Regions from separate parts of the Mus musculus genome. Here region 2 is linked to region 1. A link is a loop called in an ENCODE intact Hi-C map of the cell type or tissue named here. Cell type or tissue: left cerebral cortex. All regions are shown on one strand. Each heading gives the region's core, and the rest is flanking DNA. Links, peaks and the distances in the headings are about the cores only. Region 1 overlaps Fbn1 (fibrillin 1). Region 2 overlaps Fbn1 (fibrillin 1).

Evidence for each region. A loop is a pair of places that touch in the nucleus more often than their neighbours do. Peaks named below come from ENCODE experiments on the same cell type or tissue, not always from the same donor. Only the 100,000 strongest peaks of a DNase experiment are listed, where the experiment ranks them.
Region 2: it touches region 1 in a loop (12-fold over the local background); 2 of 42 quality-filtered maps call a loop at or near these places.

Annotation. Positions count from the first base shown.
Region 1 is chr2:125,297,481-125,312,974 of GRCm38, reverse strand. Fbn1 (fibrillin 1) reads left to right here. Exons shown (of 66, transcript NM_007993.2): 59 at 11-136; 60 at 353-475; 61 at 3,102-3,218; 62 at 3,466-3,594; 63 at 4,386-4,505; 64 at 6,474-6,705; 65 at 9,715-9,889; 66 at 11,000-12,381. The coding sequence ends at 11,389. Among named protein-coding and RNA genes, the nearest start is that of Dut, 58 kb to the right of the region's middle. In left cerebral cortex, for the core only: a CTCF peak has its summit at 9,003 (motif pointing right); DNase peaks (open chromatin) are centred at 7,106, 8,036 and 9,050.
Region 2 is chr2:125,473,177-125,488,670 of GRCm38, reverse strand. It overlaps Fbn1 (fibrillin 1), which reads left to right. Exons shown (of 66, transcript NM_007993.2): 3 at 9,399-9,481; 4 at 11,076-11,174. Among named protein-coding and RNA genes, the nearest start is that of Fbn1, 26 kb to the left of the region's middle. In left cerebral cortex, for the core only: no CTCF peak of the experiment used is centred there; DNase peaks (open chromatin) are centred at 7,362 and 8,407.

The DNA of each region.
Region 1 (15,494 bases), core at 6,769-9,268:
TCTATCCTAGATATTGATGAGTGCAAGGTTATTCATGATGTTTGCCGAAATGGGGAGTGTGTCAACGACAGAGGGTCCTATCACTGCATCTGTAAAACTGGCTACACTCCGGATATAACAGGGACCGCCTGTGTAGGTAGGTACTTCGTTTCTAATGCTTTATTCCTGAGTAGAAATTTCAGGTTATGGGAGAGAAAACCCCACACTAAAAATCTAAAATGCATCTCTACTTTCAATTTTAAAAAAAAGTATGAGGCAATCATCAAATACTTCACAGAGTTTGTAGGTATAGATATGGAACATTCAGAAAGTCTTACAAATGGACGTCTATACTATCTTTCTTTAATCACAGATCTGAATGAATGCAACCAGGCTCCCAAACCCTGCAATTTTATATGCAAAAACACAGAAGGGAGTTACCAGTGTTCCTGCCCGAAGGGCTACATTCTGCAAGAGGATGGAAGGAGCTGCAAAGGTAGGGGGTCATTGGCTTAATCCACTCACCTGCCTCTGGTTATGCCTGGGAATAATCAGGAGACAAACTGCAAGACCTGCTCCCTGGGCTTCCTGCCTGTGCAGAGGGTGGGTCCCTGAGGATAACCCTGAGCCCGGGGAGGCCACTTAAGGCTAGTAGTAGCAACCATCCTTGCTTGATACCCCATGGGCATCCATGGATAACACCCATGAAGGGCTCATTGGTACCAACTCTCCAAGGCTCTGCTGAGGCTAATTCCCAGTTAATTCCCCAATTCCATTTCTTCATTTATTCACTCTCTCTTCAACAACAGTGTGGTCTAGGAGGTCTTCATACCATGATCTTAGAGGCGTGTCTGATTAATTAAACTAGTCTATCTATCTATCTATCTATCTATCTATCTATCTATATTTTGGGTTTGCAAAATAAAGCCACCATGCCCTCTAAGAACTTAACAGAAGGAGTTGTGGAATCGAGAAACATTCAAACTGGGCAGAACTCTCTCCTCGACTAGAAACTAGCTTTTGTCAAATCTGCTCAGTATAGATTCAGCCTTAAACATCTTACTAGATAAGACCGTCAGAGGTTCTTCTATGCCGACCTGGCCCTAGGTCCTAGATCATCCTGTAGCTGGGGAAGAAGTCCCTGATACCAACATCTGCCCATGAGCTTAAAAAGTGAGCTTCACCTGGGATCCCTGTGAACTCTGGCAAGTGTAAGGACTTGGCAAGAGGTAACTCATGTAAGCAAAGAAACATGTTCAGGGGAAACATCTCTTCTGTGTGCAATTTGTAAGGAAACAAATTTACATTTTTGTAATCTGTGGCAGTGGGCCACTGCAGATGCTCACCTCAGCGTAGGCAATGGCTTCCCCAAAGATACACATCTGTAATCACCGCCCACCTCAGTGAACCCTGCCCACTCTCTGTCACTCTGGAATCAACATGCAACTTGAGCAGGAGGAGGCATAGGTGAGAATGACTGGAGTTTCAGGTGAAGGCCTAGTGACCCTTTCCTGACCTAGGATTGCTTGCAAGTAGCATCATCTACGCTGATGAAGACGGTGACCAGGCTGTTAGACTCAGAGTCTTTACTTCACATGCCCTCTCTCTGCTTACTCTCATGAAGTCCAAGTTTGTCTATGCCTGACATGTGGAAATGTTCACATACATGTCCCGCTCACTCTGAGACGAAAACAGGTAGAAGAGAGGCTCTGGGAGGGGTGTGGGACCAGTACCTTCCCCCCCACTGGAGAAAGGGTGTGGGCAGAGAAGAGAAGAGATCATGGTAAGAGTCATGCAATTATGGCTATAACGCAGTGAAACCCACTCCCATTAATTTGTACAATTTGGGTATGTTATTTGATTATAATATCAAAGGAAATGGGTGGAAGGAGATAGGAGAAGATGTTCTTGAGGCTGAGAACAGCCAGTTGCGGCTGAAAGGTTCCTATTAGTGGACTGGACAACTCTGAAGGACCACAGCACTGTTTTCCCACCAGCCGCAGGGGAGAGAAGTTGGCCTCTCAGCAGTAGAGAGCTCAAGAAGGTCTCCATCTGAGGATGAGCACAGGGACATCCTCTCTGGTTAGGACAGGTGACCTCCCAGGCAGGAAGGCCTCTGGGGAGCAGAGGCTGCCACTAGCAAATCTCACACCACTTGTGCCTCTGTGCAGGGGCTGAGTCTGTGATAAAGCACTCTTGAATTTCCAGGCGTTTAGACACCATCCTTCAAGTCCAACTTACTTGGTAGCTCTTAATATGTCTTTATTAAAAGTGAGTCCGGAAGCTAAGGCTGCGAATACAGACTCTGTTAAGGTGGGAGACTGTGCTGAGATGAAAAATAACTTTGGGTCTATAGTATAGGAAAGGATTTTGGGGGGGGGGTTGTTTTTGTTTTTGTTTTTGTTTGGTTCATCAAAATCAACTAGGTAGATTGATTGATTGATTTTTGTCTTTCTGAGTTGTTCAATTTTATTTCATTCAAAGAGAAACTACTAACCAAAGAAGTCCAACTGATGGCCTCACTTAAGTTTGTTCTAGATGCAACAGAAAAGAATGAAGGCGGTGGTTCTCGGTCTTCTTTTCCCTTTACCTAGCCTTCCTCAGCCTTCCTGTAATACGGTTCCTCATGTTGGGTGACCCCCAACCATAACATTATTTTGGTGCCACTTCATAACTGCAGTTTTGTTACTGTTAAGAATCATAATGTAAACATCTGTGTTTTCATCTGTGTTTAGGTGACCTCTGTGAAAGGGTTCTCACCCCACAGGTTTAGATCAACTGAATTAAGGGAACAAGGAGATTTTCAGACTTGACATCTCTTTTGATATCTTCACTTAGATCTTTCAGTGCTAGGGAGAATTTCAGAATGAGTTTTTACTTCGTTTTACAATTCGTTTAAACATTTAGAATATCTTTCAAATCGATTCGTTGACAAATCCCTACATTTCTTTAGCTAAGAGGAACTGCTAGGCCTTGGGTCCCGCAGAGCCACTTCCTCCTTCTTTCTCAGCCCACCACCTGCCTTCTTGCCAGCGCCTTGCTGTGACTTCTGGGCTGGCCCGGTGAAGCTTCCTACCCAGGCCTGTTCAGCAACTTGAACTCCATCTTGCACTTTCTTACAGATCTTGACGAGTGTGCAACCAAGCAGCATAACTGTCAGTTCCTGTGTGTTAACACCATCGGTGGCTTCACATGCAAATGCCCTCCTGGGTTTACCCAGCATCACACTGCCTGCATTGGTAAGTAGGAAGGAAAGCCGTGTATGGGACATAGATGTTCCGGTTCTGGTTAGAGACTCTTTTCTAACCCCTCTGCTGCCGGATAACACTACACCATGTTCAGCGTATGGGGGTGCACGTGTTGGACCGTGCACACACGATAGGAAGTTATTGACCCTATTTTGGACTTCTCTGGGTCAACCTTCTCCCTTCCTTTCAAGCGTTGGGGGTGCATCACTCTCCTCTTTTCTCCCACTGCTTCTCCCAGATAACAATGAGTGCACGTCTGATATCAACCTGTGTGGGTCCAAGGGTGTTTGCCAGAACACTCCAGGAAGCTTCACCTGTGAATGCCAACGGGGGTTCTCACTCGATCAGAGTGGTGCCAGCTGTGAAGGTAGGTATAGCCCTCAGCTGGATCCAGCTAGAAGCTCCTTGTAGAGATAGCGTATGTGGCTGTCAACTTCTGTGAGTTACAGGAACTAATATCTTTTCTGGGTGTGCTGGCCTACATCTGTAATCTGAGCACTTGAGAGGCAGAGGCAGGAGGATTGCCACAAGTTGGAGGTCAGCCAAATGTAAATAATAATTAGGCAAACAAAGAGGCAAGAATGAAGGAGACGAAAACATCTCTAAGCAAGGAAACCATTCAACTAACGTCCAGGCTGTTTGCATGGGCCCCATGTCTCAGAAATGTACTTGCTGTACCAACAACTCACACCTCTTCTACGTAGATGAAGATTGTTTTGTTTAGGTTAACAATTTAACTTAGTAGGAGTAACTCAGCCTCAATGTCTGACATTTGGGGCCAGAGCCCTTAGATTCCCCCAACATGGACAGTACATGCAGGGAATAATTCTTCCACAAACGTATAATTCATGTTCAAATTTTAATTCTTAAGATTTTTACGTCCTTATTGATAGTCCTCAGTTTCTAATTCCAGTACCAATAAACACAGATAGTTTCCAGAGTTATTCCACAGCATTCTGTGACTTACGACATTTTTATCTGTAGACTTTCTGGGAAATCTCTGGATATTGGTGTAGATATTCTTGATGTTTTGATAGGATACATTTTTAGGAGAAGGGTTTACTTCTAGAATCGCCTTTGAGCGTCACAGGTTGAGGCTTCAGAGAGCCTGAGAGGCAGCTGCTGTGGGACTCACAGGAGCCTCTGCTTCTTTTACAGATGTGGACGAGTGTGAGGGTAACCACCGCTGTCAACATGGCTGCCAGAACATCATCGGAGGCTATAGGTGTAGCTGCCCCCAGGGCTACCTCCAGCACTACCAATGGAACCAGTGTGTAGGCAAGTAGCTCCTCGTCCTTAAAAGCAGCCTGGTTGCTGGCCCCTCGCAGAGCCTGAACTTCCTTCTGATGTAAAGTTACTGAGCCAACAACAGCCCCCTGAAAGTTTCTCTCTCCCACTTGAAACCAAAGGGAAGTGATAATCTAACAGCATGTGATAGAGTAAGTGACTTTTGGACGTAATGGGGATGAGATGCCCTTAGACTCCTTGACGCCATTATATCTTCCTCTTCTGCTGCACTGTTTGTCATCAGCGCACACTGGGGATCGCTCTATGATATCAAGTTCCTTGAAGATTTACTTTGGTTTCAGGAGGATCGTGGCCAGGTCAGAATAAGGCAATTAAGGTTCGGGGTTCCTGTTGCCCCCAATCCCAAACAGGGCTCAGAAGGCTCAAGAAATAAAGTTATCTAGAGTGAGCACTGTCATGGACTGAAACGGTTCCGCCAGTGTGGTGCTATACAGAGCCGATCTCTTGGACCAGCCTCACCTGTGTGCCCACTCTTAGCTTGTCGAAGGTTCACTTTCCTGGTGGTTGAGTTAGAGGTCAGGGGCCATTAACACCATTCCTTTCTAGAAGCAAATAGCAGATTTCAACTTTCAGCTGGATTGGGACCCATTTGGCCCTACCATAATCAAAAATGGTATCTATAACGTACTTCATTCCTTATTTAAAATAGAGAAAAGAATGTAGACATTGATTGATTGTATCTTTGATTTTTCTAGTTTAGGATCCCTGTAACCTAAGGGACCTTGAATGCAGACTTGAGGTCTTTGGATTTAGAGAATCTTCAAATAGACAAAGCCAGGCTAATGGCTGGATGGAAGGGGAGGGAAAGAGAGAAGGATTTATATCCACAAATAACACTACACACACACACACAAATGACACAAAGTATTTGAATTTATCAGCAAAACTCCTAGGCCTTCCACTTTCCCCACCTATTTACTAACTGCAAATGCATGGCATGAACATAGAAGGGAGATTGTCTGGGGAAAGAAAGGGAATGGAGGCAGAGAAGAGGAGCGTACAGGAGGGGAAATATGGTCAAAGTACACAGCACACTTGGGTGACAACGTCTTACTTAGACTCATCACTGTGAACAACGAATATACACCAATGTAAGTAAGTATTGGTGGGCTGGTGAATCAGTTCGGTGCATAGAGGCAGCTGCTGCTCATCTCACAAGCTTGGAGAAGCCTCCTAATGCTCACAGGACAGTAGGAAGGTTTGTTTAAATGAGTGCAAACCCTGCCCCATGTTACTGCCTGAAATGAGTGCATGGAATCTCTCCCAGCCACATAGGCTTTAGTCATGGCTCAGACACTGGAGCCACAGCTGGTTTGGATAGGCATTCAGAGAGAAAACAGACATACCAGGAGGTATGACTTAGCCTAAGACTGGGCACCTGCAGGCCCTTGCAGAGGTTTTGAAAAGGAAGTATAATTGGGGCAGATAAATGGGGTGGACTCCCCTGTAGGATAGCAACCATCCTTAGACCTGCACATTCAAGCCCAAGAGGAGCCTCTGGGGTTGTGGGTCTCTGCTTTGGGGATATCCATCCTGAGGGCACTTGTGACCCAAGCATACTGATAACTGTCCAGTCTCTTCCAACCCCCTCTGAACTCCAAACTATAACTGTGGTTCTGACTCCTATGGAGCAAAACATACTAGCACTGGCTTTTAGTGAGAACTGGAGTCTGAGGCTCCTCTTAGTGCCATCCTGGGTATTTTGCTGGGAGCATCTAAACTCTTGTACAATATTTAGTCAGCATGGAAAGAGGCTACCTGCCTTCCCTGCCTCTCTCCTGTACTCTCCAAACTGGCCACCCTGCCTGCTTTCTTTTCTGAGAGCCTACTTACATACCTATAGGCCAGCTTGTCAGTCATGAGGAACATGACCTAAATTCCTCCTTAGAATTCTATGGCAAGTATCATACATGTAACGTTGTCTTGTTTTCTCTGCAGATGAAAACGAGTGCCTGAGTGCACATGTCTGTGGAGGAGCCTCCTGCCACAACACCCTGGGGAGTTACAAGTGCATGTGTCCCACCGGCTTCCAGTACGAACAGTTCAGTGGAGGCTGCCAAGACATCAATGAGTGTGGCTCATCCCAGGCCCCCTGCAGTTACGGTTGCTCTAATACTGAGGGTGGCTACCTGTGTGGCTGTCCACCAGGATACTTCCGGATAGGCCAAGGGTAAGTATTATTCTTCCTGCCCTCAGTTAATGACTCTGTAAATATATTACACACACACACGTATATGTGTATGTGTATGCATATGTATAATCCCAGCACCACTTGGGAGGCAGAGGCAGGCATATATATATATATATATATATATATATATGTATATATATATATATATATATATATACCCTACTAGAGAACTGCGCTTTCTATAATCCTCAGGTTCATTCCAGTTAGCTTTGAAACCATTTGAAAGGAGCATCTGTAAAGGCGTATCCAGATTTCTAGAAACTCCTAGAACACCCAACAACATAGTGCAGCCACATGGTTCATATCTCACTGAACAGCTTCTGTCTCATATCCTTCACATCTTGCTGAGAGCTAATTGGTTTCTCCAAGAATCCTCCTCAGGATCAGCCCACGCAGAGCTGGGTGTACTCTACACAGCTGATGGCTCCCATGGAGCAGGCTGGGCTCTCTCCACTTAGGATGCTTTCTTTCCTGGCTCCCATCAGGTTATGGATAACTTGCTGGGTGTTTCTTACCGTTTTTAAGGCATCTTTTGTCCTTTGCTCTTGAATTTACATTAGAAATAATTTTTAAAAAGCACACTAAATGTGAGTTAGAATAATCAGCTGTATTTTCCAAGTAGAAAATTTTATGAATGATGTGAATATGAATATGTTTATGAGAGTTGAGGCAGAAAAGGAACACTGTTTTTATCAATGGCTTAAAATTTTAATAAGTTTTTAAAGCCAAGTTCTTCCCTAATGACTTGAGTGTATATCTAATTTATGAAACTTTGTTCTTGATTTTGTTTTTGAGACAGGGTTTCTCTGTGTAACAGAGCCCTGGCTGTCCTGGATTCACTTTGTAGACCAGACTGGCCTTGAATTTACAGAGATCTGCCTGCCTCTGCCTCTCAGGTGCTAGGGTTATAGGCATGCATCACCACGCTCAACCTAGTTCATGAATATTAATTAATTAGAAGTCTCTCTTAATTAGAACTCTATCTGTCTTTCTTTGTCTCTCTGTTTTTCTCTGCCCCTACCCATCATACACACACACACACAATCACATACACACTTATCCCAAATATGAACTCAGAGGTCCTGAAGTCTATGACACACTGGCTTTCAGACACTTATTCCAGTCTGTATAAACTTCAAGGTAGAAGAATTCTATGTGGGAAGCTCTTGGAATGCCAGCGGTAGGGCCCAAATTCCCAGATGTCTGTCTGGCTCTCAACTGACTCAGTATTTTTTTTTACAGTTTAATGCCAGAACCATTTTTCCCAGAAAAAAAAAAAAATGTGACACTCCAAACTGGCTTCATGCCAGTGGGATTTTGTAGCCACATTTCTTATAAATGGTGCTCCTGGGACAAGAAAATACTGGAGAAGAGTTCTGAGAAGGGAGCCAAGCCTGCAGATTTGGGCTTATTTCCTGGAGCCATCGTACAGCATTTCCCGTCCCCCATCATTTCCTTGTTCATTCATGTTCCATGCTGCTAGGTGAAGAGGGACACAAATGTGTGCACTTAGAAGACCCCAGGAACTAGAAACAAGCTCTGAAGTACAGCAAGACACAAGAGATAGGCGGTTCCTTGGTGTTGTATTTTGAATCCTATGGACAAATATAGGAAGGAGCTGTGGCAGACAAGTCAACTCTCATAGAAAAGTCAACTATCATAAGTTTGGTGCACATTTTGTGGTAGAAATCCACCCTTAAAAGTCAACTATCATAAGTTTGGTGCACATTTTGTGGTAGAAATCCACCCTTTTATAACAGCTTTGGCCTCCCTGTGATGTCACTTGGGTGCACCCCCCCCCCCCCCCCCGCAAAATAAGAGCTGTTTTAGGATAATCTCTAGGTTCCCAACACGTTTAGAAAGGAAGTCTAACAAAAACAAATCAGATACTGTGTGGGGCTCATTCCATAGCTTGGCTCCGACAACTGCAAAGCAAAGGAACAAGGATTAGGTCTCTCTAGGGCTTGGGTTTGTTTATCTGCCTTCAGATGAGTCAACTCCAGTGGCCTTAGTGGTTTGAAACGACTTGAAGTTAAACTGTTTCCCACAGTTGGGCAAGCTCTCCTCTGACCCATGCTGTCTATAAGAATGTGTTGTACATCTTCACAGCATGGACCCATATCAACCCACAGACACTGCGTGGACTTCCCTTCCTACCTCAGTATCATCAGCCAGAGTAAACTGTCAAATCGAAGTGATTGCTGAGAACAGGGATTAGGGAGGGATGATGGCAGCATTGGAGTGAAGTGAGCCTTAAGGACCTGAGGAAGAGCACTCCACACTTGAGCCAGCAGGGGGCAGAAGTGATGGAGAAGGCAATGGTTAGGCTATGGACACAGAACATAAAAAACAACATCAGGATATAAAAAAGAGAAGACTGGGGTGGAGGGGTGGCGGGAACAGAGGTGGCAGCAGGAGGGTGGAAGACACAGAAAGAAAGTCACCAAAACATACTGTGCCCAACTATGCCATAATGCTAGCTGACATCCTATATGCAGATCTTAAAAATTAAAACATAAAAATCAAGGCCACAGCAGAGGAAGAAATATGTTGTCCAAGAAAGAGGTCCCAGATATGGGCCACCTGCCCACTCACTGCTGACTCCTAGAGGGACAGCTGGTGGGGGACCTTCCGTACTCCCAGGTTCATAAAAGAGATTCATAAAAAAGATTCATAAAAAAGAGGACCTACTAAGTCACATGATCTCACTCATCTTTGGTCTTCAGTTTTCAGTATGTCTGTCCCCTCCCTGCATGAGCACTGCAGATGTTTGGCTGGGAGATGAAGGGACAAAGAAGTATGCAAAGTGGTATGTTGAGAGAAAGAACTGTACTCAGGGCACTGGGTATCAGAAGCTAAATACCTGGGCACTGGTGTGACTGTTAGAAGCAGATGACTGTCCAGTGGGCAGTCTGTTATCAGTAGGGAGGCTGAACATCAGAGCTGCTGGATCTGACCGAAGCTGCCTTGTGCTCCTTTCTGTGGTAGGCATTGTGTTTCTGGAATGGGCATGGGCCGAGGCGGCCCAGAGCCACCTGCCAGCAGCGAGATGGACGACAACTCACTGTCCCCAGAGGCCTGCTATGAGTGTAAGATCAACGGCTACCCAAAACGAGGCCGGAAACGGAGAAGCACGAACGAAACGGATGCCTCCGACATCCAGGTATATCAGGGTCTCCTTGTCTGCAGATACCTAAGGGCCCTGAGGCTTCTATGCTTTCCTCCAAGGACACCTCCAAGAGTGAACAGTCTCCCCAGACAGAAAGCCCAGTCATTCTCCTGGCTTTAGCAGTATTTTACAAGAGGCCATGGGGTTTGGGGTTTGTTTTATTGTATTTATTTATTTTGGCTGCCTCTTGAGAGCGGCAGTTTGACAGGTTTCATGCTCTTGCTCATTTCCTCCGTCTCACCAAGAAGAAAGTCAAACGCCTACCCGGTGTCTGCAGACAGGACAAGGTCTGAAGTCAAGGATAGCAAGTGGGCAGAATGGCATGCACATGTGGTGTTCCCCACGCGGAGGCCAAGGTGTAGAAAGGAAAGAGCCATAAGGCGTGGTGGCGGGAGAAGGACTTGACTGACAGGAACATAGGATGCTATGTAAAGTCAGGAATGCATTCATTCACCCAGATCTCTGGCTCCAGGCTGGGAGCATCTAGTCCACGTGGTCCCAAAGAGGCAAGCAGAAAGCTCAGTGAGATGTTAGCAGCTCATCACAGCAGGGATGTGTGTCCATAGGTGTGTCCTTTAGAAGAGTTGGTTTCCCGTCAGTGAACAAACTTGAATTAGCCGTGTTCTGAGTCTGAGTATTCGTCCTACAACCCACCTGCTGTGGTTTGGGAAAGGAGATAAGTCTTTGAAAAGAAAACAAACCTATGAAGCAAGCTTTAAAAAAAAAAATCACTGCGTCTGAGTCACCTGGTAGGCTTGTTAGAATGGTGTGCTGGGAAAAGCCCCAGGAATTCTAATCCCAGGGGTCTGGGAGGTGACAGGAATTTGCATGTCTAATGGTTTCCAGGCATGCCAGGCTGCTGGTTCAGGGACCACACTTTGAGACCTACTGAGAGACTCTGCTCCAGTACAACCTGGCTTCCTGCCATCTATTTATATTTTTGAGAATACATCTGTGGCTTAGGCAAAGTGCCTACTAGCTTTGCCTTTTCAGTTTAACATACTGCATGAGCAGAAAACTGTGTTTGGCTTGAGACTTGAGTGGCTTTTTCTTTAGCATGAGAATACTTAGTGGGATTTAACCCATTTCCATGTGTCTTTCTAGGACGGGTCTGAGATGGAAGCCAACGTGAGCCTCGCCAGCTGGGATGTGGAGAAGCCGGCTAGCTTTGCTTTCAATATTTCCCATGTCAATAACAAGGTCCGAATCCTAGAGCTCCTGCCGGCCCTCACAACTCTGATGAACCACAACAGATACTTGATTGAATCTGGAAATGAAGATGGCTTCTTTAAAATCAACCAGAAAGAAGGGGTCAGCTACCTCCACTTCACGAAGAAGAAGCCGGTGGCTGGGACCTACTCCTTACAAATCAGCAGCACCCCACTTTATAAAAAGAAAGAACTTAACCAGTTAGAAGACAGATATGACAAAGACTACCTCAGTGGTGAACTGGGCGATAACCTGAAGATGAAAATTCAGATCTTGCTGCATTAATTCACCATCCAGAGACCAAATAATTAAATGAAAAAGCAACCTTAGGCAGGTAGAATTATATTTTCCCCAAGCCAGAACCTTCACATCATGGTACAATTGTTCACCGAGTCGATCTGTATAAATGAGCACCACTCTTGAATGGCAACACCCAGGTACAGTGATGATCCTAGTTCAACCAACCACTTTCTCAGGCTTCTCGTGAGTAGCTCAGCTACCCTGTCATGCGTATTGATTCCTGAAAACTGGGACATGAATATCCGCTGAGGTTGGCCATTCACGCCGATGGGCTATCTTCCCAGCCTCCGCACAGGAACGCGCTTCCATCTGATGGACTGTTCCGCGTTGGTCTTCAGATCTTGAAACTTTGCTTCTCCGAGTGCAAGCAGTAGGTTTCTGTTGTCTGTTTGGTGCTAGTAAATTCTCAAAATAGATTTATTGATGCACTGTAATAAAGACACGAGTTAGGAACCAAATTGCCAAGTACTCAGTTCAAATACTTCATTTCAATCAACCAAAGTTAGTTCAGTAGCTTATCTCACTTATGAGTATGGTGCAGTACATGTAAATTAAGTGTGTGTACACTGTAACGTGCTATTTTTATCATTGAAACATTTATAAACTACAATAATAAAGCCCTTAATGTGAGGGTTTGTAATGGTGCTTATTAAGACCAAAGACTTGTTAAACATCTACACCAAATGGTAGTGGATTCTCTGAGACTGGCCCACTTGTGCACTGAGGTTGGGGAGGACAAGGAAGCAGCCTCAGCCACCAGAGGATCACCACCGCATCCTCCATCACACAGCATGTGCAATACGCCAAAATCACTCTCAGTCATTCCTGTCAACAAGGGGTTAATGTCATGATGTCACAATAAAGTGATCCTCCCCTCCCTCCCCATTTTAGTTTACACCTTGGTTTTATGTTCTTGTGTGGATTAAGGCTGGAGGGGCCTTTCTGGAGGTGAAATAAAGTCTCCTGGGTTTAAAGTATCCCTGCTTTGTTATCTGTGGCTTCTGTGTATGTGTGATGTAAGCACCAGGAGAAGAAATCACATCTTCAGTTAGTCCCTTCACGGTGGTACCGATTGCTGATGTTTGTTATCTGACTTTCCTAGGAAAACACTTAGATTACAGCATCATTTCTAAAATGTGACCTAGTTAGTCCTGGGGCTTTTAAACTCCCAGATTTAAGAACTCCCAGATATAAAATCCAGTCATTCTCTTCGAGCTGAACTTCATGCTCCTTCCCCTCACGTACACAGCATTGGCAAGGTGTTCCATCCTTTCCCCTGAACATCTGTTGTTGGTCAGTGCTAGACTAATTACAGAGAGCTGATTGAATTGAATCCAACTGAATGTTGCATCTCTTGGTTTTCAAATGTCCTAACTTGAAAAATGGTGGTTTATTTTAAATGCAACATTCAATATTTAACTGTTAAGCTCATTTAGTTAATAGAAGAAAAAAAAAAAAAAAAAAAAAAAAACAACTCCCCCAGGCCAGCAAAACTGTGGTAGTGAAAATAAGATGAATTAATTTTGTTACATGAAGGGAGGTCGAGAGTGGAATTTTCCAAGACATGGGAAAGTCCTCTCAAAGCCATGGGAGCTGTATGCTAGAGCCAGTGGAGTAGGCTATGAGCGATGCTTTCCCAGAAGACACAACTAGTGTCAAGTGCTGTAAGGCTCAGTTTAACACATACCTCCTTAATGAGAAGGCTACCTATGGTGAGGATGGGCTTCCTTGCAGTCTGCTGAGTTCAGCTAGGTTAGACAGGGCACCGGTATCCATTTAATGCCTGTGGATACCCTAAAGAGTCTCTTGTTTTTGTTTGTTGGTTGGTTTGTCTGGGTTTTGATTTCTGGGTTTGTTTTTTAATCTCTGGTTTTGCCAGCCAGAAGAATGTTGGCCACAGTTGTTGCTCAGCAGAGATGAGGCAAGGATGCGAGGAATTGGTGTCTTAAGCTGGAGGTTGAAATACACCCCAGAGTCTCCTTCAATGCTGCACCTCTCACCTAGTGATGGAAGTGCTAGGGAAGGATTGACCACATCTGGCAAACTGTGGATTTCATAAGGAAACCGCCTTTGATAATATAACCAGAGCTATAGTTCATTCAATAATAGACTGTCTTTATGACAAACAACAGAAGAAAATGGAGTTGGCACATGATAGACCACTTTGATATTTCTAATAGTCTAAATCTGGATTTTATTTATCCCAGAGCCAGCAGTGTTGAACAGCATATTTTCCATGTTTCTGACGGTAACACAACGTTTGCCTCATTGTTCCACTGTAAATATTCTCTTGTGAAACCCCTTCCTCTCCCGGGCTTTCGACCTGCACCTTTCAATTGTCCTATACCTTTCCATTTTACTTGTGATAGTCAAAGAGTTTGCGCTTTAAACCATGCAGAAGCTTGAAAATACCCCATCTCCCCCACAGCCCATTTCATTTGCCAATAATTATTCTGTAAGTAGCATTCAAGTGAACTCAGCTGCCCTTGTGAAGTGTTTTAAACTTGCATAAACAGCTACATTTTTGTGCAACAAATTGTACTTTACTCAGCCAAAATTGCTTTGGATGCTGCCATTACAAATACTGTTTCACTTCAGAAATCATGCTTGTAAATGAGATGGGCCAAAAAAAAAAAAAAAGGATAATTGGGTTGATAATATAAATATGTCCATACCTATAAACAGCTGGGATTTTCAAATAACAGGTCAGCTTTGTCCACAACCATGGACTTTATTCGAACTTCAACTGTAGTTTTTAGAGACATATTAGAAACACGGTTATTCACTGGCTTAAGGACATTGTTTTTAAAGGGTAGGAGATCAATACCACTAGAAAGATTGACTTTCAGACACACATCCTCATAGGCATGTGTTTGGGACATTTGACACCTCAGGACCTGGCAACACTGCCAAATCTGTTATTTCAACTAACTGCTAATGAATCCAATTTCTTTTTCTTTAAAAAAAAAAAAAAAAGGCATGCCATCCTTTTAGAGAGTGAGCTGTTTGCACCCTCAACCCTTGCACATGCATGGAAGGGCCACTCGATTGTTGGCAAGTGGAAGGTGTATCCTCTCTGCCAGTTGAATCCAGTGCTAGCAGGTAAGTTGTGATTCATGCTGGCTCATTAGCCATTATTATTTTTGACCCCTGTGACTATTCATATTTCAAAAAAGTATTCAGCACCCTGGATTCTTCTTTGACCCCTGGGATTGGTTACAGTGTCAGCTAGAAGTCACCAAGGCTTCTCAGTATTTCTCCAATCCAGACAAGAACTCGGGTTCAAGGTTAAGTAGCGCAGAGGTGGGGCATTTGGCAGGGCGTCCTCACTCAGCACTTCCTGCCTGACTTCCATCCCCACCTGACCTAGTCCTTGCAGCTGTGCTGGGAGTTGCAGAGCTATGAAGAGATCCGGTTCCTCTTCACCCTAAAATACTCGCTTGGGGAGAATTAAGTTGAACATAAACGGTGAAACTTTTGGGGCCTGGAAATGGAGATATTTGAAAACATCCACCCCCCCCAGACACTGACAGAAAGGGGTCACAGACTGGTGGAGTTGTGTCTACATGGTGAGCTGAACCCTGGAAAAGAAAGCCAAAGCTGTCAGAAAGGATTAATGGGATCTTAATTTGTCAGAACTGGGTGTTTTCCTAACCACACAAACCCAGCATTGAGGGGCTTTTCTATACCTTTCTGTTTTCCACCACATCGAGACCATCCTTTTTGGATGTGTTCTGTGCCTCTCTCGGGTGGTCCCAAGATCAAGCCTCAGGGCTGCAGACACCAACAGGGGACAGACCTCTTTCTGGCCTGCTGCTTCCTGTGTTCTTGTGGGCTGACTGCTCCAGGGTCATTTGCAGGCATCATGAATTCCTAGATGAAGCCAAAGTCTGTGCTACAACATCCCAGGAAACAATGTCTCCAGGTTCCATCTGCTGTCCACCCACACAGACACACAGACATACAGACCTCACACCTACTGGAAGAAACAGGAAGCCCCGCCCACCATTCTCAATGCTCTCCATTGATCATTGACAAGACTTTCTCCCCAGAGACCATGATTTTTTGACCTACAAAGAAAGTACACTGA
Region 2 (15,494 bases), core at 7,315-9,814, 180 kb before region 1:
GTAGACCCAGAAAACAAACAGCAACAACAACAAGAAGCAAGGCACCAAACTATACAAATTAGTAAAAAGCAGGACACATCTTCTTTGGGCTATTATAGAAACATCTTTCTAAGCTCTGCTCCAGAACTCTGTAACCTGGGAGTATTTTATTCATAGATTCCTTTGCTCTTTATTTGATGACTTCAGACAGGTCTCCATAGAGTAGCCTTTTTAAAAAAGTTATGTGCTTAATTTGGTTTTCTATAATCTTCTGCAAATGAGCAGAGCAATGTGTTTTCCTGATAGGGTTTTGGGGGAAATCCTTCTGTAGGTTATAATGTTCTCCAAATTTTGCTAATTACTGTTTTTATTTTGTAGTGTGATATGTTTAATCAATTCCCTTAAAATGTGCACTACTTTCATTGCTTTTTCACATGTATATGTAAATTATTACAACTTTACTTTTAATTGGGAGAGTAAAAAAAAATCTGTCAAGTTTTAGACCATAGCAGAATCAAGTGTTAGTTTCAATAAAATAATTGCATTAACTGTAAGCCTCTTGAATTGCAAATGGACAGGCTTGCCCCTCCCCAGACTACTCTAATGGCTTTAATGGCCATTTCCAGCTCCTTAAGATTCAGGTGGCCAAACTTTGCCTTACAGAAAAAAGCCCAAGGTCAGGCCACAGAATCCCACCAATCCCAGGCCACAGTGGGAAGCTCTGCACAGCCCCTCTCCAGAAACCCTATATAAAGCCTGCCTCCTGCTCAGATATTTGCTGCTTTTCTCTTGAGTGGATGTGTCCTCTGCTCTCTTGTGTCTTTCCCAATAAATCTCTTGTTTGAGATTTGTTGTGTTGTGTGACTTTGTGGTATTCCTTGGCTCCCAACTGCCAGGATACCTTTCCCCTCAGAGCTGTAACACTCATACTATCAGCCTTTACTTAACTTCCTCTGGCTTTTAGGAAACTTAATGTTTACGATTGCACTGCTAAAATCCCCTCTCTGGGGAGTAGGTAAAGATCTAGCCCCGTCCCCATCTCCTCTTCTTCTTCCCCCTCCTCCTTTTCCTCCTCCTTCTGCTCCTCCTCAGGTTTTTAAGGACAAAGCAAGGTCCCATTACATTGCAGCTCACCTTGGGGAACCAGTGAGTTTATTGGTCTTTCTTACATATCACGGGTGACCCCCCAGCAGCTGCATTAGAAAGTCACCACCTGGCATGGATGAATGCTTCCCCATGGCTGCATACATGGAGACCTTCCCCTGCTCTTTCACAGCCTGTAACCCCATGGGTTTTCATGGCCAAGTTTCCTTCAGATTCTCTGCTATGTATTGTTTCCCATGAAACATTTTACGCTGTGGTTAGGTTCCCAGGTCAGTCCACAATAGCCTATTTAGTGGATAAAGTAGAAGAGAGCCTGCTGTTTCTCTAGTTTAGGAACCAAACCACCACCTAATTACACTGGAAAAGCTATTCAAATACCAATAGGTAGAAATAAAATTTCGGAGCCCTATCTGTTCATCAGGCAGGAGCTGCCAGTATTCAGAGCTAAAGCTTGCCCTCCTATAATCTGGCCCCTGCTTCCTCTAAGCTGTTCCCATTGGTTGCTCCCCCAGAGTGATAAGAACACTCAGGAAGTATCGTCTTCCCAGGCAGAACTCTAAGTTTGATATTTTCTGCAAAGTGTGAGAGTCCTGGTTTGCCTTAACCCCCTGGTTCTAGTGTGAGAGATAACAAGGAGGTAGGAACAGAGAATTCCATATGCCACCCTGGACTGCCCATCCCCTCAAGGCTCCCCAACCCTCTTTCTTTATCTGATGTTTTCAATCACTTCTGCAATTTCATCTATCCTTTGGAGAAGTATAATGTGGCTTTGGCATCGTTCATCAAAGCAGACATAAAAGAGTTTGTCATGGTCAACCTCAAGCTCGGTGGATGAATCCCAGGGGTCACAAGACTCTGTCACATAGCTCCTTATGTTTTCATGATGCTACTGGTCAACTCTTCTCAGAGATTTGAGAAATAGAACTTTGAGACATGCCCGTGTTTCTGTTTTTTAAAATAACATTTCCTTACCTCTCAAGGGCCAACTAGTTCCCATTTTGGGGCTAAAACTCCTCTGTCTGTGTACTTGATGTCAACACCTTTGATACGCCCAGAGATAAATAATCCCCACTCGAATGTAGTCCCCACCCCATAGGATAGCAAATTAATTGTCTGTTGCTCAGGCTTTGGGGGAGGCTCAGGTGGCCCAGGCATCTGAGCAGACTCCCCATGCTCTTAGGAATATTTATTCCAGAGAACCAGAATCAGAAGGTGCCTAGTGCCTTGAAGGAATCAGGACCTGCCATGCCCAGAGATGGTTCTTAAACACCTGGACAGCTGCTTTTCACAGCCCAGCATCGTTTCCTGTTATAATGAACCTTGGGGATTTTTTTTTTGAGCCTTAAATTCTTTCTTTCTTTCCCCAAGAAATACACATACCTATGGATGGCCTATCATTTGAGATAGGTTCTAAAAGAACTGAAACTAGCTGTTGGTTGAAGTGGCCTTCCAGGTTAAGGGAATCACTTCTGCGTCTTCAGCTTCCCAGAGCTGTATGAGCCAGGAGGGCACGGGTGTGTGCCCTGTGAATAGCTTCTTTGCCTGTCATGGCCCAGTCATTACAACCAGTGAGCAAGTACTGATGTACTGGAATGTATTTAGGTCCATTTTCAATCCTTTTCCTTGACTTTTGCCTAATCATCCTTTCATGCCCTTACCCCCATTGCAGGACACCTACCACATTACACATTGCATTTAGTCAGTGTGGTCACTTTAGGCCCTGGAGAAATTTTCAACTTTATCTTGTCTTTAATGATTGATGTAGTGCCGAGGTTGATCAGGTGTTTTATAGATGGCCCCTTAATTAGAATTCTTTCATGGTTTTGGTCAAGATTAGCCTGGAAGGGTTTTGGTGGAAGAAAGCACTGAGCTGGTTCTACTTGTTGAGTGGCTTTGTGATTTGGGGTAAGATGGCTAATCGATCCCGTATCTGATGCTCATATGGTACTGAAGTTGCTGGCTGTACAAGCTGAGCTGTGTGATTGGGGATTCAGTTAGTGTTAGTTCAAGGTGCTAACAAAACATTGTCTTCTAAAGTCCTGAAAATGGCCACTAAGGAGAGAAGAAATGGGTGGGGTCAAAAAGAAGGAGGCAAGAGGCAGAGATGGAAGGGAGAGAAAGAAGGAAGGAGAAAGAGGTATCAGCCCACAGTTTGGGAAGAGAAGACACTGAAATCAGTAGTTGACCATTGCCAGGGAAAGCAAGTAGGGAACAAAGATTTTGGAAATCAGAGTGTGAAATATTCTTTCTGATTTCTGATTATATTTAGGTTGTCTTAGAATAATATTTTTGGTGATTTTGTCAAGAAAAAGTCCTCGAAGTAAATTAGAAAGGTTGGTTGGTTTGTACCTTCAAAGTAGAGAGTCAGGATCGTCTATTTCCTGGGTAGTGTCAGCTCAGTCAAGCCAGAAATCCGTCTCTGATCCAGAGTGTCTGGCGGAGGCCTGAGGCGGTCACGGAAGCGGCTTCCATTAGTCACATTGTTGTGACTGGCAGATGGGCTGGAACACTTACATGTGGTATTCACATCACTGAGGACTCGACCTCTGCCTTCCGCTGAGGGGATCAGAATAAAGGTGCTAAAATAACAAAGGTTGGGATGTGAGAAGCAGGCTGAGATGTATTTTGTGCTTCACCAGGAAGTGTGCATTGAATTTTCTTTTTCTTTTCATCTTGGTAAGTAGAAGTTTGTCAAAGAACACATGCAACCATGCTATGTAGTTGACTATAGGTAGAACCACTTTGGGTACTGCTACTACTTTCCACAATCTAGGAAAGGCTCTAACTCTGGAATGGTGTGATATTAAGATATGTCCTTAGCCATGTCACATGAATCCTTGGGTACTCTTTGTTACATGACAGTTCAGATTTCCTCTTCAGATTTCAGTGTTTATACTTGGTGGGTTCCATTATAACTTCTCTCTTAGAGGTTAAAAAAAAAGCCTGTAACTTGGGGCACAAGGTCAGCCTCATTTGCCCAAACCTTAAGTTAAAGTATTTAATTGCTGAGTAGACTGGGAAACTCTTATATGAAATAAAAGCCCTCTGACTTTGTTTTTATAACACCAACCCTATTTGGAAAAGGCTTTTCACTTAGGAGAAAAAGCAGAAAGGCTATCTTGCTGTTGGACAGGCCAAGCTTGCAGAAGTGGGCTCTGGCTAAAGGAATGTAGACATCTGCAGACATCTTTCACAGAGGCCAATTTCTGCAATGATGTGGTCAGATGTGGTAGAGCCCAGCTGTTTGCTCTACTGAGAGAGGCTTTAGTTAGCCCACACAGCCTCCAAGTGCTGTGTCTGAACTGGCTCCAACAGCAAGCCTGTTAAGGCTCACTATCCCCAGGGTGATGGAGTTTGGTAGGAGAAGTTGCAGATGAAGTCCCACCTAACTATTAAAAACAAAAGTATCACAATGGGGAGGTAGACCATGCACATTCTCCTCTTATTCCATGGACTGTTAGAATGCAGGCAAAACATAATTTATCCCTTACCTCTAGTCTATTGGTAGACATGTTGTGATTTTGATTATCTATGTCACCACACGTGCCATTGAGTGAAATACCATCTTCCTTTCTGAATACCTCTGTGCCCTAAAGTTTATTGGTTCAGAGGATAGACTCAGATGCAGATTTCCTGAGTTCAGATTCATCCATGACATATTGCTAAGCTATGGGACTTTGGTAGTTGGTTTAACCTTCCTAAGGCCCTAATATCCTCAGAGTAAAAGATAATGACCGCAATAATCACCTCCAAGAGTTGCTCTGAAAATAAAACATAAGAATGGAATCCTAGCGGTTAGTGGAAAATTCTGTTTCCTCTGAATTTTAATTCGTCTTAATTTGCTAAGGGCTGCTGCTATCTCCACAGAACACTTAGCTATATGACCTTTAAGGAGCAGTGCGTCAACAGAGAGGATGATTAAAAAGAAAGAGAAAGTCATGTGCGTGCTATACTCTCATTTACACAGGAGTAACTTAATTAAAGAATTATCTTCTTTGTAAATGCTGTTTGTACTGAAACCTTAGAGTAATATCCTCTATAATGAAAACAGCCCCATGTGTCTCCTTAGACTCTCTCACGCCTTACTGCCTTCCAACTAAAACAAGACATTCATTTGTTCCTAGATTAGAGCCTTTTTTGGGGTGTGTGTGTGTGCAAGTAGAACAAATTCTGCTCAGCTTGTTTAAGAAATTTCTATTAGCTCACAATTCTCAAGATTGGAATCTCAGGAAAGACATTGTAAATCTCTACCACTTTCTGTGGAGCTATACAAAGGAGAGTCAGAACTACCATCGGATGGTGTGGGTTGAAACAACTGAAAATTTCAAAGTATGTTATTTATTATAAAAGATAAAATTAATGGCTGGGCGGTGGTGGTGCATACCTTCAAATACAGCAGTTAGGAGTCAGAGGCAGGTGGATCTCTGAGTTTAAGGCCATCCTAGTCTACAATAGTCTACAGGATGGCCAGGGCTACACAAAGAAAGACTATCTCAAACACCCCCCCCTCCCCGCAAAAGATAAAAGTGTAAAATAAAAGTCAAAAATGTGAATTAAGCCAATCACACTCCATTCTGCAGATCTTAAAGGAGGCATGGTAAAGTGGTGCGGTGCTCGGTGCTCCGGGGAGTGTGGAGAAAGGAACAGGGTTGTCTGTTTCCTTCTATTCAAGCAGAGCATTCTGTTGCTAGGTGAAAGCATTCACACTTTAATACTGATGCCTTGGGTTAAAGGTGAGGACCAGGTTATGAGCCAAGTGTTTACCTGTGAAAGTATGAGCAGGGTTGTAAGGGCAGAAAGTGGCGGCGAAGCAAACCATCTCCCCACTGCTGGCCTGACGCACAGTCTGTTTTCAGTTCGCATGCTTGTGTCTGTAGTGGCATCTGCTACACCCATGCCACTATGTCCCCACTCAATAGCCGTCTGTTTCCTAGGAAATATGTGTTTAGCCCATTGAGAGATGAATACCTTGTCTCCTTCTGCTTCATTTCTTTAGTGGGGTGGTTTGGTTTTTATTTGGTGGAGGGCGGGGTCTCACTGTGTAGCCCTGGCTGATCTGGAACTTAATATTAAACCAGGCTAGCCCCCAAGAGCATAACTTTTATTTGTCGGTTGTTTTGAAATTCTATGTAATATTCTTAGCACCCGTAGTTCTTGAATCAGTTGTCTTATTGATTTCCAACCCCCTTTTTTCCAACTTGTTTCTAAATTCATGCTGACTGTGCCATTATTATCTGATTATTTATTACACTAACTTGTCTGTGGTGTATTTATCTGTGAGCCTGTGTGTGATGGCCAGAGGGGTACATCAAGTGTCACATTCACTGTTGATCTTTTGAGACAGGATCTCTCACTGAATGGAGAACTATGTTGGTGACTGGCAAGCCCTCTAGATCTCCTGTCTGTGTGTGCCACAGTGCTGGAGTCATGGGGCACGTGCGGTTATATCCATTTTTTATGTAAATTTGCGCTCTTCATCCATGGGCATCGAAAGCTCTCTTACCCTCTCAGCCTCTCCCCAGCTCTGTGCTGTGACTTTTACACTGCAGACACTTAGAACACTAACTTCCTGTTTTGTAACTGTGATAAATTCTTCAGCCTTCTATGCTTTTGGTAATGGAATGATTCTATAAATAGAAAAACAATAATGTTCATAGTATTATAACTTTTCAATACCTTGGGAAGAACCTTTTGCGTATCTTGCTTTGGAGGATAGAAACAACGGACTCTGGACTTTTTCCATAGGCCGTTTCACCTTGTTATATGCAATGCCACTCCATACGTGCATTCATTTATGTCACAGAGTTCTGGCTTTTACTGGGCACCCTGCAAAGGCTCAGGGGCCTTGTGAGGCATTCCTAGGATTTGGTGTGGGGGCTGGGCTGGATCCAGTGGAGCTGTTGTAATGGGCCATTGGTGGGGAAGGATTGGAGCTATTGACTTTGGCTGGCTTGTTATTGAAAACCGATAGACTTTAGGTTTGAGCACCCTCCTCCCTATACCCCTATATTCTATTTTTCTATACATCTGTGTCCAAGCTTTTGCTTGCCCAGGATGTTCTGCATTCTGAAGTTTTGGATGAGACTTTGTCACATGAGGGATAAAATGACAAGATCTGTGCAGTTAAATTATTCCCCCCCCCCAAGCTTTAATTGTATGAGTGGGTTGGCTGATTCTCGTGGAAGCCAGAGGAGGGTATGTGACAGTCTCCTCCATCCCAGGATTGGAACTACAGATGGTTGTGAGTCAGGTTGGTGATGGGAACGGAGCCCAAGTCCTCTGGAAGAGCAGAAAGTGCTCAATTGCTGAGCCACGTCTCAGATATATTTTTAGTACACTTTTGTCTCTTCCTGCAGAAAATGAGTAGGTGAGATGACTCCATCTGGATGCTGCTGCTCTTTGGTTCTCCCGTTCTCCTTCTTACAAGCAAAGCATGAATGTCCATTATTGTATGGATATGAATGCACACACACACACACACACACACACACACACACACACGCACAGACACACACACAAGCACACATGCTTGCATGGCCACATTCTCTCTCACCGACTGTAGAGAAGGCAAACATCGTATTATCACAATGCAAGCTGAAATCAATGAAGTCCAAAGAGGCCGAGGAAACCTGGCTCTAGACCCTCAGTTTTCCTGCTGCTGAGTATGAAGTTCAAGGCTGCTGCCAGCCCAATTCTCTCCCCTGACCCTAACATTGAGGGTGCATTGTACGCTGTAGATTGTTCCAGAACTTCTGGAACTATAAGCAAGGTGAAGGACAGGAACAGATTTTACCTGAGTCCCTGCCTGCAAGAGGGAGAAGAGAGAGGGACAGCGTACAAGCAGGCGGCCTTTGCATGTAGACGTAGGATGTATCCAGCTCAGAAATACATGTTAGCTGTGCAGTTGATTTATTCTTGAGGGACTGTGGTATTTATACTAGAAAGCTTTGGAATGTCTTCTGTTTTATAAAAATTGACTGTAAAACATGTGACCTTTTAAAAAATAATACTTTTTAATCTTTGAGACTTTCATATTATGCCCACTGCTACTTCCCTCCAGCTCCTCCCAAACTTCCCCCAAAATGTCTCTGCCCCGACTTCATTAGTTGCCTTTTCTTCCTTTTTAGCTAATAACTTACTGAGTCCAATTACTGCTGCCCATGTGGGCATGGGTGAGGGGCTGGGACTTCCTCCTCCTCAGTCATCAACTGCCCAAAGTTCCGGAGCTAGGGATGGATAGTCTCACCATCCCTCCCCCATCCATTCTGGAATTTTGGCTGGCTTGATCTTGTGTGGGTAACCATAGCTGCAGTGTGCTCATGAGTGTAACAGCCATGCTATGTCCAGAAGACAGCAGTTCACAGCTCTGCTCCCCATTTTCTGGCTCTCACATTCTTTCCACCCCCCTCTCTCGTGATGTTCTCTGAGCCTCGGGTCAGGAGTTTAGATGTGAGCACTCAGAACACAAACCTTCTGATTAGCTCTTGTTGGCAACTAGCATCAATGTTTAGGCTTCAGGACACGCACGCTGAAGAGCTGAGTGCTTTTCTGTTGGTGTTCCGCCTTGCCTTTCAGATACAGGTATAGCCACACCTTCACCCAGCTCTCCCCAGGAACTCTTAAAGACCCACTTTCTGGATTCTGAACGGAGTCTTTACCCCAAGACATGTGACAAGTTGTCTGTAAACAGTAACGCCAAAGTGACACTGCTTTTATTTTTCTAGGGATTTCTGGTATTGACTGTTTCCAAGCTTTTGCTAAAGAAATATTTACATGTTTGGCCCTTATTTTTTTTCAGACTGATGGTAGAGTTTGAATTCCTGTAATTTTTGTGAAGGAAGAATGTGGTAATAGTTGGGAGGTGATCTGGGCCAGAGAGGGGGAAAACGTCATTTCTGAGAGTAGACATTGAAAACTTTGTAACAGATTTCAATGTGACCTTTCTGATCTGGGTTGGTAAGAAGTTGGCTTAATTTAGACCTGTACACATCGCTCCATGGATTTTGGCACCCGAGCATTTGAAATGGCAGGTATCTTTTTGGCATCTCCCAGTTTTCATTTCCTGGTGTACTGTGTACATGTTGGTGTTAAGGGGTTCCTACCATGCCAATATGTTCAATGTTCCAAATGTCCTAAACTACCCAACTTGATCAGGCTTCTATATTTTAGTGTTCTCTGTCTGCTGGGGTTTGCTTGATCACTTAGAGGGTTCTCTCTCTCTCTCTCTCTCTCTCTCTCTCTCTCTCTCTCTCTCTCTCTCTCATATTTGCTTATTTCTTATTTTTCAAAGTATGGAATTCTGTGTTTTGTTTCAGACCCAATGTCTGTGGATCACGTTATAATGCATACTGTTGTCCTGGATGGAAAACCTTACCTGGTGGAAATCAGTGTATTGTTCGTAAGTAAATGGATAACCTGTCACTCACTCAAATGCTATCGTGGCTTTCGTTGCATACTTGCTACTGAATACTATGAATGTGTTTACAGCTCAGCCTTCTGGAGATAAGAGTTTCCTATTTTTTCTGAATCCCATTTGGGGAACACAATAACTTTCCAAAGCACTGCCCTTCTTTAATCAGGGATTTCCTTTAGAACATTTCTAAATCTACAGAATGGAGCCATGGGGACTCTTTGATTACAGTTGTGTGCTGTTTGCACGTGCTGCTCCTGGCTGCATAGACGACTGTAATCATGCTAATGGGATTTTGAACAAGGGCTTCTCATTGCTCACTTCCTCGTTTTAATTTCTCCCTGTTTGGCTGTAATGTGCCTGGGCCTCCTCAAACCACCTACATTAAACTTGAGGGAAAGGGCAGGTCTAACTCTTGGACAAAGAGCAAAGGCAGTGACTTATTTTAATGGTCAAAGTCACGACTGGCTATGTCAGTACACACCACCATCTCAGAACTCCAGGAGCTGAGGCAGGAGGATCAAGAGCTTGAGGTCAGCTTGGGCTACTTAGTGAGACCATGTCTCTATAAAAACCCAGGCAAGGTGTTATGCACTTTAATCCTAGCACTTGGGAGGCAGAGAAGGTTGGATCTCTGTGAGTTTGAGGATAGCCTCGTCTGTCCATGCCAGCCAGGACTATACAGAGAGATCTTGTTTAATCACATGCATGTCCACACACCAAGAATAAAGAAAAAAATTTACTAGTGGGGTAGGGATGGTGGGATTCAGGGTTTTGTAAAGGAGCTTGGCAGTAGAGTCCTTTCCTCCTAGTTCTTTGGAATTCTCTGGAAAATTTTCACTAGGCATCAAAATAAATGTTGCTGTGATTCTATGATCTCTCATCTGGGAACAGTTTGTCATATCTATGAAACCATTTACCATGTTTCAGTTGTGTATTTACCCTGTTTATTATTTTAGCCCTTTTCATCATGTTTGCCTCTTACAGGCTCTCAAGGAGTTTGGGTAAAGGACCACAGAGTCTAACAAGTAGTGAGCGAGTCTTAGTTTGCTGAGAACTACAGCTTGTCTGCCATTTAATTTGCTCTAGAGGACACTAGCAGAACACTTGGCTCTGGGTGACACTGGTAGTGTGAGTGTCTCCTTGACTTGTAGAATCAATTCACAGTGGTGGATTCCGGATTCTCCCCTCAGGCTGCCAGTATAATTTGGAGCGGACCGACAATTAAATGTTTATAATAAAATCATATGCCAAGAATACGGTTATAAGATTTCCATTATTAAATTATAAATTAATATAAGAACAGAGTTCTCATGAGATTTTTATTTATTTGGTTTTCTCTTCATAGCCTGTCCAGGGACACTGAGCGAATGGGTTCTGTTGAATAAGAGAAAGGGAAAGAAATACCAATATCAATAAGGGAGTTACTGATTTCAAACTAGTTTCTTTACTCTGGTAGACTTGCTTTGTACATGAATACAGGAGGGGCAGTGGGCCCTGGGCCCTCATCTGAGCCTTGGACCCTATGCCTAGTTGTGTGCTGAGGAACTCTATGCTGACAGACTTCTGATTTGATTTGCAGCCATTTGCCGGCATTCCTGTGGGGATGGATTCTGCTCGAGGCCAAATATGTGCACTTGCCCGTCTGGTCAGATATCTCCTTCCTGTGGCTCCAGATCCAGTGAGTCTAACATGTCATTATAGACAATATTATTTTATGTGGTTATGCCCTATTTTCCCCTAAATTTGCTGTTAGGTTTTTTTCTTTGCCTGCAATACATTTCCCTCTGACTAGAACATCTGCCTTTTTCACTTTGCCTGGAATTCTTGGACAGGCATTCCTGGATCTAGCCTCCCACTTCTTTACTCTTTATATGAAAATTGCCTATGGGGTATAGTTACTAGGAAGAGCATAAAGATTATCACCTTCAATGTCACACAGCCCCCGTTCATCTCTGTATCTTTAATAGAAGCACTGGAGAAAAGTGTTCACAGAAATGGTCATAGAATGAACGGTTTTTTGGTTCCAGAAAATGAATCCCCCCCTTTTTTTGTGCTACCGAAAAATAAAACTGATTCAATGACAAACTTATTTGAAACTCAAGACATTTGCCTTTCTACAAGGAAACCACGAGACTCAGTGACATATGGACATACAGACATACAGACATGATATAAGCATGCTGTTTATTCTGTCTGGCCACACAAACATCCACAGTTCATGCTAGAGAGCCACCCTTCTGGTTTTACTGTTTCTTTTATCTTTAAGTGTGGTATCCAAAGTATTGAAAAGGGGGACATGTGGGGACCGGGAGGCTAGTCCTTTCTTAGTTGTTTAAAAAGTTAAAGTTCATGTGTGTATAAACAGTCCTCAAAATTTCAACTGTTGCCAAGGCAAAACAAATGTGTATTCCTATTTCCCTTCTAGTTTCTGGAGGAGAAAGTGCACACCCTTACTGCTATTCTATGTTGGATGGGATTTTCAGAGTCACTGGTGTGGTGCAAGTGTGTTCTTTTTTTGTCTGGTGCCAGGAGAGACTGCAGTGTGTCAAGATTCCCTGTCTGCTGAGAGGCCTCACATTGAGTTGTGGCTGTTATGAGCCCAGTGGCTGGCTCCAGTGAATTGTCTGGTACAGCAGATCTTCTTAGTGTCCACTCATGTCCCTTGGCGTTCATAGGGGAGCACATGAAGTCGGCTTGAAAGCTTGGTCAACATTTTTCTGTCCAGGGATGATCCAGAGTAGAGGAAGTGAGGGGTGTGGCCAGCTCAGTGGACACAGAAGCAACTTTCCATTGGTGACAGATGGAGCAGCTCTGGGGCTTCTGGGCTAGAGTTTGGATAGCTCTGAGATTTGTTCTGCACTACTTCCTAAAATTCCTGACCAGAACCCAGCCTCAGCCCATAGTTCGCTTCCTGGAATCACTCCCAAGCAAACTACCTTTGCTGAAATTGTCTCAGAGTCTGCTTCTGTGGAACCCAAGTAGAGCTGGCCTAATACTAAATAAAGCTGGTTGTAGATCAGGATAAAAATTCCCCCGTGACCTAGGAATCTTAACTCCACACACTGAGCATGGCATACTCGTACTTGATTTTAGCCTGGTTTTACGTGTGTGTGTGTGTGTGTGTGTGTGTGTGTGTGTGTGTGCGTGAGCTGACTCTACCCATCAAAGGCACCCAAACTGGAGGAACAGAAAGAGACAACCAAGTCAACTGGCCATTTCAGGAACATGCAGGGCATCTCTATGTGTACCCCAAAGACCCCAGACTGCCACTGAGGAGAGACAGCCTCAGTATGGGAAAGAGCAAAGTTATCAAAACGGGGATAAAACCATCCTCTTAGACTGGCCTCTCTTATCTAATGGTCACCTTAAGGGAAGAAAGTCACAGCTGAGTGTCCAGATAGAAAGTTAATCCAGTGACAATGTGAGTGCTGAAGATGTCTGTGAGGAAAAACCATGGGATGTGGACAGGATTTTAACAAGGCTAGAGATGGTCCTGGTATGCTTCAAGCTAGTCATGAGGTTGGAAGAAGTATATCAGTAAGGCCCTAGGCCAGATGTAAGCTAGAGATTTGAGTCTGGGTGTTATGGGTGGTGCTTCCTAGAAAGTTTGGATCTGTCTGGGTGCCTGGACTTTGGGCAAAGCCCCAGAGCCAAGTGTAGATCAGAATAGTGTGTAGAAAGACTACTACTTCCTCAAGATCTTTGAGGTATATGGAGTCTTAAAAATTATTGGCTTGAACTCTCTTAGAATTAACATTGTCTTAAGAGCATGAAAAAAAATTAAAGTTGGCAATATTTAAAAAAATTAAGTGTAGCTGAAGATAGCCAAAATCCCTTTCTGGTTTTTGGAAATGATGTTTATGGATTAGTTGTGTTGTGTTAGAGAGGCGTGGTCATCCTGTAAAAGTTGTCTGTGCATATGGATCATTTGATAACTCTCCTGCTAATGCTAATGGGATAACATCCATCAATGAGATATTGTCATTCAAATACCTGTTCTTCTAAAAGGGCCCAGTTCCCAGGGTATCTAACCTTTTGGTCTTGTGACAGAACACTGTCATCTACAGCAACCCTGGGGCACTTGCAGCCTGCAGGCTTCAGGTTGGGCAGGTCTGATTTCCATCATTTTTACTACTCCGTCCTATGGAAAAAGAAACTCTAATTATTATGTGATGGGGGATGAAGGGTTGTGGATCTCTGACCTCTTATTGTTCTGGTCTGATGGAGGAAAGGCTGGAAGGAAGCTGTTCTTGCAGGTGGTGTTTGACTTGAATGGCCCATGAATCCTAAACGGGAAGACATCTCTCCACAAGTTTTAATCCCCAGCCGGCGATTCTCATGGGACCAGAAGGATTCAGCTTCCCTTAGACCTAGCAGGACTCTGGCCACTGGCCACTTAGGCTCACAAGTTGAAGAAATATTAGACAAAACGAGAGCTGGGGTTTTTCTTTGTTTGTTTTCCTTCTGGATTTTAATTCCAGTTCTGGTTAGGACCCTATTTAAGTTTCTGAGTCCAGGGTTGGATCCTGAGCAATCCTACTTCTTATAAAGTCCTACCATGTTTATTAAATGAGTTTACAACCCTCCTTAAATATGTATGTACACATACATTTGCAAATTCATATTAGCTTGCAATACTAGGATAAAGAACTGTTTCAGGGGGCTGGAGAGATGGTATAGCAGTTAAGAACATTTGTTCTTCTTGCAGAGGACCCAAGTTCAGTTTTCAGCATCTATAACAGTAACTCACAACCACCTGTAATTCTTGATCCATGGGCTCTGGCACCATCTTTTGGCTTCTGTGATACAGGCATAATACTCATAAAATTTTTTAAAAAGGAAGGAAGGAAGGGAGGAAGGGAGGGAGGAGGGAAGAGAGGGAGGGAGGGAGGGACAGAGAGAGGAAGAAAGGGAAGGAAGGAAGAAAGAAAGGTGATTTAGAGGGCTGGCTTAGTGGTTGGGACTCTGGCTGCTCCGCAGCAGGACCCAGGTTCTTTTCCCTGATGCTCTTGCCAGGTGCCTCACAGCTGTCAGTAAGTCCAGCTCCAGGTAATTTGAAACCTTCTGGGCTCCTTAGGCACCCATGCCCATACACATAAGTACAATTTAAAAAATTATCTTAAAAAAGAAAAATGTTTCAGGCTGCCATAACTAAATATCATGGAACTTTATTTTATGGTTTTAGAAACTGGGAGTTGTAATCAGGGCCCTGGAAGTTTTCATATAAGGGTACATATTCATAGCTGTCGCTCTCTGTATATTTCCACATGACAGCAGAGTAAACAGTCTCCTGGTCCTCCTTGGAAGGGACTGTCTCAGTTATTTCCCCACTGCTGTAATAAAAATACCCCAGAGAAAGGAATTATCTCGCTCACAGTCTCAGGCTAGAGTTCATCACTGAAGGTAGGTCAGCGTGGCAGGATCTTGAAGCAGGAAGTCACATCCCATGTACAGTGAAGAGTAGAAAGCATGAATGCAATGCATGCATGCCATTGCACTCCTCACTTTCTCCATCTCTGTTCAGTCCTGAATCCTAAGCACGGGAATGGTGGCACCTGCAGTGGACAGCTACTTACCCTATTATCCTAGCTCTGTCTGACCTGTGATCTGCAGACATTTCCGAGCAAGCCTTTCTCCATGGTTTGCTTTTTCCGAATCAGTAGGCTCTTCCACCAAGCAGGATTTTAAAGCCAGTGCACTGTAGCTTATCAGCCCTTCCTCTGCTCATTCATGCTTCTGGCATCCAGCCCCAGAATGTGTTGCATAGTCTTTGATCACAGAGATTCCTCTCTAACTTGTCTCTAACTGTTTATAGTTTTACATCAACATCTGTGGTTTCCATGGAGATACATTTTGTGTTAAGAATGAGGTTGGGGTTAGGGTCAGCTGTTACCTATGGGTGTCCAGTTGCTTCAGAAGAAACCAAAATTCTGTCTTTAAGCATTTAGTTTTGCCATGGTTTGTCTCATAAAGGTTGAGGAGATGGTGGGAGCGATGA